Linked DNA regions of Homo sapiens: region 2 is linked to region 1. A link is an interaction called in ENCODE POLR2A ChIA-PET data of the cell type or tissue named here. Cell type or tissue: PC-9. All regions are shown on one strand.

Evidence for each region. ChIA-PET counts read pairs that join two places held together with the same protein. Peaks named below come from ENCODE experiments on the same cell type or tissue, not always from the same donor. Only the 100,000 strongest peaks of a DNase experiment are listed, where the experiment ranks them.
Region 2: POLR2A ChIA-PET joins it to region 1 with 12 read pairs; 2 of 35 experiments call an interaction of 5 or more read pairs at or near these places.

The regions. Positions count from the first base shown.
Region 1 is chr10:73,042,416-73,046,415 of GRCh38, forward strand. P4HA1 (prolyl 4-hydroxylase subunit alpha 1) reads right to left here. Exons shown (of 15, transcript NM_001017962.3): 9 at 2,566-2,636. Among named protein-coding and RNA genes, the nearest start is that of P4HA1, 52 kb to the right of the region's middle. In PC-9, no CTCF peak of the experiment used is centred here; a DNase peak (open chromatin) is centred at 2,166; H3K4me3 peaks cover 719 bases; H3K27ac peaks cover 3,290 bases.
Region 2 is chr10:72,501,210-72,505,209 of GRCh38, forward strand. The region is part of intron 6 of MICU1 (mitochondrial calcium uptake 1); the gene reads right to left. Among named protein-coding and RNA genes, the nearest start is that of MICU1, 120 kb to the right of the region's middle. In PC-9, no CTCF peak of the experiment used is centred here; no DNase peak of the experiment used is centred here.

The sequences.
Region 1 (4,000 bases):
CCTGTTAAAATCTATGTTTGCCTTTGCATAAATTTTTTAGTTGACAACTAAATTTTTTCATAATTTAGTTTCGAATGATTGAATTGTCATATTGAAAACGTTGGTAATTTCTAAAAAATGATTACTTTAAATGTATCCACTGGAATCTAAATACCATAATGATTTGATATCCACCATCATCCACTTAAAATATGTGAACAAAATATTTTTTAATACTTGGACATTTTACATCTTTTTTTTTTTTCTTGATGTTATAGTTTCATTCCATTCTTATCCTAGAACAGTTAATTCTCAACAGGGGTGGAGTCACTAGAGGTAGTGGTGGGGATTTTACCTATCAGGGGACATTTGACAATGTCTGGAGACATTTTTGATTGTCACAACTTAAGGAAGGGTGCTACTGGCATCCAGTGAACCACAGATGCTATTAAACATCCTACAAAGCTGAAGATAGCCCCCAAGAACAAGAATTATCTGACTCAAAATGTCAATAGTGCTATTGATAAGGTTAAGAAACCTTGTCCTACAGTGACACATTTTTATGCCTGAAAATCTTTTATTTATCACATTATACTTATCTATATTAAAAATATTTATACAATTAACAAAAATATGAATTTCCTAAAACAAAAAGCCTGTGTTAAAGACCTATAAAAAGGCTGTGTTAAAGATAGTATCTTCTGGATTGTTACTATAATTATTATTCACATTTGTTAATCTAAATAACATGACTAAACAATCATTATCAAGTATAAACAAGTGAAAATGTATTAAGATGTTCCTAATGAGATGGATGGGGCTTATGTTTGTTATATTTCATTAGTTATTGTGTCTGTGGATAAATATTCTACTTGTTAGAATAAAAATTCAGCACAAAGATATTTCTATTTTCATGAGAGCCGAGAAACCTTCACAAGTAGATGGAAAAGGAGTTCTATTGTAATACTGTCACCCAATTCTGTGAGCTCTAAGTTACACAGTGAGCTCTTTTTAAAAAACATTTTAGTGATCAATCAACTAATAACCTAATAAGATTATCTTTAAACACTGTTAAAAGCAAGGAACTTGCAAAGGCTTTGTTATAAAGGCACTTACTTACGCAATACCTGCAGCTACTAGGTGACCCTGAGATTTTTAAACCCCTGCTTTACTGCAGAGTCCAAAAGAGGCCTTGTTTAATGAAGGGAATTTGGGAACTTCTCTTAGTTCAATATGAGAACACATTTCACTTATCAAAGTTTGGGGAGCCTCAACAGACATTATGTAAGTTAATGTTACTTTGGAAAACCCCTATTAACTGCCCCATAACCATGTTTATTAGTCCGTCATGAAAACTCCAGCACAGATATTATCAAACATCTATGCCTAACCACCTAGGTCTTAGAAACTATATCATGAGTTTTCAGAAAATTAGATTCCCAAGAAAGAAATGGTCCAAATATGACTAAAGTTCTCTCCATTACTCCCTTACCTCTTAGATACTCTGTACTGTGCTGTGGTCAATTTTCCAGTCTCAGGGTCATGTACTGTAGCTCGGCTCAGCTACAAAAAAAGAGAAAGGACAAGGACTTACTCCAGTAGCAGGCAATTTTGGGCTTTTTGTTTGTTTTGTTTTGCCAAGCCACAGGTGATTGGAAGGGTTCAGATTGGTCTGGATGGTGGGTAATGGTCTCGAATCCACAAAAACATTTAGAAAAGTGGCAGTAAGAACAGCCACTTCCAAATCAAGAGAAAATGAGTTGACAGATTTTTGTTGTAGATTTATTGTCCTTTCACTTTTTTTAAACAAAAAATCATTTGAAGCTGTATGTAAATGATTTATAGCACTGGGTTTCACAGAAACTTTCTCAGATCTAGAAGTTATTTAAATATTTTGAAAAAAAATAGTAGACTCCTTAAATTCATTTTTCAAACCTCTCACTGAGATAAAACTGTTTTTAAATCTCTCTGGCAAAGTAAAAGGCAACTAAGTTTACAACTAATTTTTGGAAGACAGAGCTCAGAAGCGTAACTCTGTTCTTCCTACTGCCAACTTTTGAGTCAGCGAATTTTTTTAAATAAAAAACTCAAACAGGAGGAATACAGATTACTACATAATGACAATGTTATTTTACAAGATGTATGAACAAATGCCAACGTAATCACCATGAAGGAGGATATGAATCACCGCAGCATTTATGAATATGAGAAAACTGCATAGGTGAAGACTACTACTCCCAGATTCAGGAGGCTGCTGCTTTATTTCCCCCTTTGGCAACAAAAGGGAAAAAGAAAACAAGTATCAGGCCACTTCCTGGATATTTGACACCTGATCTGAAGAAAGATAAAAAGCATATTAATTCCCTAAAAATAACATACCAATTAAAGGTTAAAAACAGAACTTCTAGTGAAGGAGAAAGACCTGTGAAACACAAAGCAGTTTATCCATGCGTTATCCTGTTTATATACAGGGTGGTGACTTGAGCTGGTGACTGAAAATGACCCACTTTCCTTAAATGAATAATTCCTGTAAGATGTATAAAACACTCATTAGAGGGCAAAATATGCAGCATACACATCTCTTACCTTTTGCTAATTCTGTAATGTACCGTCTCCAAGTCTCCTGTTATTGGGTTTGAAATGGTGGCTCGCCTCAGCTGTGAAGCCAACCATCAAAATAGTTGCATTACAAAACAAAAAACTGAATCACATTTACCCAACCAGTCAGAATTCCAGGGTTTTTACAAAGGAGGCTAAAAAGAGAAAATAACTCCATACACTTCCAGTCACCTTGTGCTGAGCCTTGAAAGCCAGTTAGTTTTTTAGGTTTTTGGGGTTTTTTTTTTTTCTTCAATTTTTTGTTTTGCATAGATGGAGGACATACAAACAAAAGAGATTGGAAATTAAATTTCTTTCAATGGTGAAAGGACATGACAGTAAGAAAAAGAGACATATCTAAAATTTGAAGTCTAATTTACAGTTAAAATAGCCATCTGGGGGTGGGGAGAGAAGGGGAAAAAAAGAAGAATGCCTATTTGCAATTAATGATCCATTCCAAAACCTTTGACTTTAATTTTTTTTAGTGATGGAACTGTTTGCACAGGTTAATGTTTAAAATTCATTTTAAGGTCAATCTTTTGTCCCTTCAAGATAGCCACTCTCATTAACATATACAGTGAAATAATCTTGGACTGAGAACAAAGGCAGAGGAAAAGAGCTCATAAATGTTAAAAACAGCAAGAAAGAGGTGACCGCCTAGATAATAATTTCAATTTTTTTTAATGGAACGATGATTCTGAGGTTGTGAGAGCATGAAATTTTATTGCCATTAAATTTATTGATCAAAAACAATCCAAATTGAGGAATCTCCAGAATATAACTTGATCTCCAAGTTGAAATGAATTAATTACCTTGGATGGCACCAATAATATATATTAATGTTAGACCAGTCTTTTGCATTTATAATGTAATCTTTGGCCAAAAAAAAAAAAAACCACCAATTTGGAGAAGCAGAAAAACTCTAAAAGAAATTCTAACTTCATTTTGTAGTATAGATATCCAGATAATTCAAACCTTTGATATAATAAGGGTCAACAAACTATGGCCACAGACCAAATTCAGCCTGCTACCTGCCACTGGAAATAAAATTTTACTGTAATATAGCCACACTCTTTCATTTACATATTTTCTTTGGCTGCTTTTGCACTATAATGGCAGAACTAAATAGTCATGACAGAGATCATATGGCCTCCAAAGCCTAAAAAATATCTAATATTGACCTTTATGGAAAAAATCTGCCAACTCCTGTGTAAGACAGCAAAGCATGCCTAGAATTTATTCAACAATCTCTTTATGAAAGTGATGGCAGCTTGTATTTTACTATCAAGAAGACCAAATATGTTTTAAGAACAAGCTGATGGGGGAAAAGGCAAGAGCATAAAGGGTAGTCTTTTCCACATTCTCACTAAAGAGTTTTTATGCTCAACACTAAGCTTATAGATTGGGTTTACGTTAGATTCTT
Region 2 (4,000 bases), 540 kb before region 1:
AAGGTTTAAAGCAATAGAATGTATGAGTTAGGAGTAAAGAGGGGATACAAATATATGAATTCTGAATTATAAGAAACCAAGCTTGTTTGGGAATAGATTAATTAAAATACACATTTTCCTCATTTCACTGGTACTGGGTACAGACTGAAGACATCAACAGCTACAAGGACTATTCTAAATTTAGGATATCAACAGCAAAGTAGAGTCTTAAGTTTGCTAAAGGTTTTTTTTTTTTAATAAAATGAAAAAAACAACATATGTTATATTCTTGCTCTGTTACCTTGCCACCATGCTTAATATAGATATGTCTGTAGTGAATATCATTACAAATTTATAATCAGTCATGCAGCTTATATTCTAGATTGGAAAATGGACAATAACAGTATAAAAAATAAATTATATGAAATGTTAAATAGTGATATGTGCCAAGGAGAAAAAATAAAGAAAGAGGTTTAGGAGATGTGTGTTGTATGAGTGAAATGGAATAAAAGGTGTTTAAACGTGTAGGTTGGCCAAGGAAGGCCCATTACCCGAATCACATACAGAGAAGAGTAAGAAATTCATGCCACTGCTTATTGTAAGCACGAGATATTTCTGCCAGATTGATTGTTATTCTGGATACGTGTCCTAGAAACTCTTATTTAGAAAAACCAAACTTCCAAAAAGTTTAAATAAGAAGAATTAACTCTAATGGAAGAAATTATATTGCATAACATGCTTTCTTTAGAAAAACAGCTTTCTTAATTTTATTTTTAAGTCAAGAAAAAAACCCACATGATTTCCTATATGTAGTTGTTGACTTTTATTTTAGACCACATAGTAGTTCATAAGCTACTTTGAGGATTCAAGTTTCAATCCATTAGAGCACAGTGTTCATATTCTTCAAAATGATGGCGATTTCTTGAACACCTGTGAGTTCATTAACTTTGTTTTGCTGTTTTTTTTTTTGTTTTTTTTTTTTTTTTGAGTCAGTCTCGCTCTGTCTTCCAGGCTGGAGTGCAGTGGCGCAACCTCAGCTCACTGCAACCTCTGCTTCCCAGGTTTAAGCAATTTTCCTGCCTCAGCCTCCTGAGTAGCTGGGACTACAGGTATGTACCACCATGCCCGGCTAATTTTTGTATTTTTTAGTGGAGATGGGGTTTCGCCATGTTGGCCAGGCTGGTCTCGAACTCCTGACCTCAAGTTATCCACCCACCTCAGCCTCCCAAAGTGCCGAGATTACAGGTGTGAGCCACCGCGCCCAGCCTTATTCCGTTAACTTTGAATGAAAACAGCTCCTCAGAAATATGGCGGTCCCACAGCATCTGGCTGATGCCCTTTGCACTGTTCTAGCTGGTTTTCTGTGGCCCTGCTATCCATCAGAGTAACAGATGAATGCATATGCTAATGTACTTTCCCTATTCCCAAGCCACTCCCTGGCAAAGATTTTCCCTAGGGTATTGGGTGCCCTCTCGCAGATGACTTGGGAACCATTTAGTGTATTTAGACTGTAATGATCCCTTGTTACCCACAAGAAAGGAGAGTCACTGAGTGCCTCATTTCCTGTCATCCTAGCGGCAATCTGAACATGGGAAAGAACTGATCTCAATGTCATTTCTCATATTTCTCCCCATCTTGTTATAATAGATAAAGTAGACAATGCAGTGTGCAAAACTCAGATTGCAAGGATGCTTGAACTGCCCACTATCTATAGGAGAGTTTATGACCAGCCTTTCCGTAGTTCAGCCTTAGACAAAGAAGCAGCACTGAAGTTACAGCTTAACACTGCTGAATATGTGACCACAGCAGTAATGTCAAGTGACAGGAGCCCAGATGCTGGGGTTGGCCTGGGTTCGAATCCTAAACTGTCTCCTTACTCACTGTGGGTCTAGGGACAGGTTCTTTAACCCTCTGTATGCCTCAATTTCCTCATTTGTAAAATGAAAGTAACAATAGTATAAACTTATAGGGTTGATTTGAGGAAAATATGTCACTGGAGTCTCAGCGGGAGAGGAAGGGAGATCATAGAAAAAGTATTTGAAGAAACATATAAAGGCACAGGTCTAAAAAGCTCAATGAACCCAAAGACAAGAAACATGAAGAAAACTGCATCAAGGCACATCATAATTAAAAAGAACATGTGCCAAAAATAAACAAGTGGTTCTCAGACAGGGATGATTCTTCCCCACCCCCAGCACATAGACGACATTTAGCAATATCTGGAGACAGTTTTGCTTGTCATAGCTGGGGGAGGGTGTAGGCTGTGCTGCTGGCATCTAGCAAGCAGAGGTCAGGAATGTTGCTAAATATCCTAAAGTGAACTGGACAGCCCTCACAATAATGAATTATCCTGCCCAAAATATCAACAGTGCTAAGAGTGAGAAATCCTAAAGGCATGTTATAATCAAATGTTTAAAACCAGTAGTAATATCAGGCAAGAGAAAAAAATAAAAGGCATCCAAATAGGGAAATAAGAAGCCACATTATCTCTTCACTGACAATATGATTCTATACCTAGAAAACCCAAAATACTCTGCCAAAAGGCTCCTAGACCTGAAAAATGACTTTACTGAAGTTTCAGGATACAAAATCAATGTACAAAAATCAGTAGCATTTTTACACACCAATAACTTTCAAGCTGAGAGCCAAATCAAGAACTCAATTCCATTTACAATAGACACACACACACACACACACACACACACACACACATACACCCTAGGAATATACGTGACCAAGAAGGTGAAAGATCTCTACAAGGAGAACCACAAAACACTGCTGAAAGAAATCAGAAATGATACAACCAAATGGAAAAACATGCCATACTCATGGGTTGGCAGAATTAATATTGTTAAAATGACCATACTGCCCAAAGGAATCTACAGATTCAATGCTATTACTAATAAATTACCAATGTCATTTTTCACAAAATCAGAAAAAAACTATTCTAAAGTTCATATGGAATCAAAAAAGAGCCTGAATAGCCAAAGCAATCCTAAGCGAAAAGAGGAAACCCAGAGGTATCACATTACAAACTATACTATAAAGCTACAGTAACCAAAACAGCATGGTCCTGGTACAAAAACAGACACATAGACCAATGGAATAGAACAGAAAACCCGGAAATAAAGCTGTACACTTACAACCATCTTATTTTCAACTAAGCTGACAAAAATAAACAATGGAGAAAGGACTCCCTATTTAATAAATGGTGCAGAGATAACTAGCTAGCCATATGCAGAAGAATGAAACTGGACCCTTACCTTGCATCATATACAAAAATTAACTCAAGATGGATTAAAGATTGAAATGTAGGACCTCAAACTATAAAAATCCTAGAAGAAAACCTAGGAAATACCATTCTAGACATCAACTTTGGGGCGAAATTTATGAGTTATTCCCCAAAAGCAATTTCAACAAAGGCAAAAATTGACAAGTGAGACCTAATTAAACTAAAGAGTCTCTGCAAAGCAAAAGAAACCATCAACAAAGTAAACAGACAAACTACAGAATGGGGGAAAATATTCACAAACTATGCATCTGACAATGGTCTAACATCCAGAATCTATAAGGAGCTTAAATAACTCAACAAGCAAAAAAGCAAATAACCTCATTAAAAGTGGGCAAAGGACATGGATAGATCCTTCTCAAAAGAAGACACATAAGCAGCCAACAAACATGAAAAAATGCTCAGTATCACTAATCATCAGAGAAATGCAAATCAAAGCTACAATGAGATGCCATCTCACACCGGTCAGAATGGCTATTATTATCATTATTATTATTATTATTATTATTTTCGAGATGGAGTTTTGCACTGTCTCTCAGGCTGGAGTGCAGTGGAGTGTGATCTCGGCTCACTGCAACCTCCACCTCCCGGGTTCAAGTGATTCTCCTGCCTTAGCCTCCTGAGTAGCTGGGATTACAGGCACCCACCACCACACCTGGCTAATTTTTGTATTTTTTTTTTAGTAGAGATGGGGTTTCACCATGTTGGCCAGGCTGATCTTGAACTCCTGAC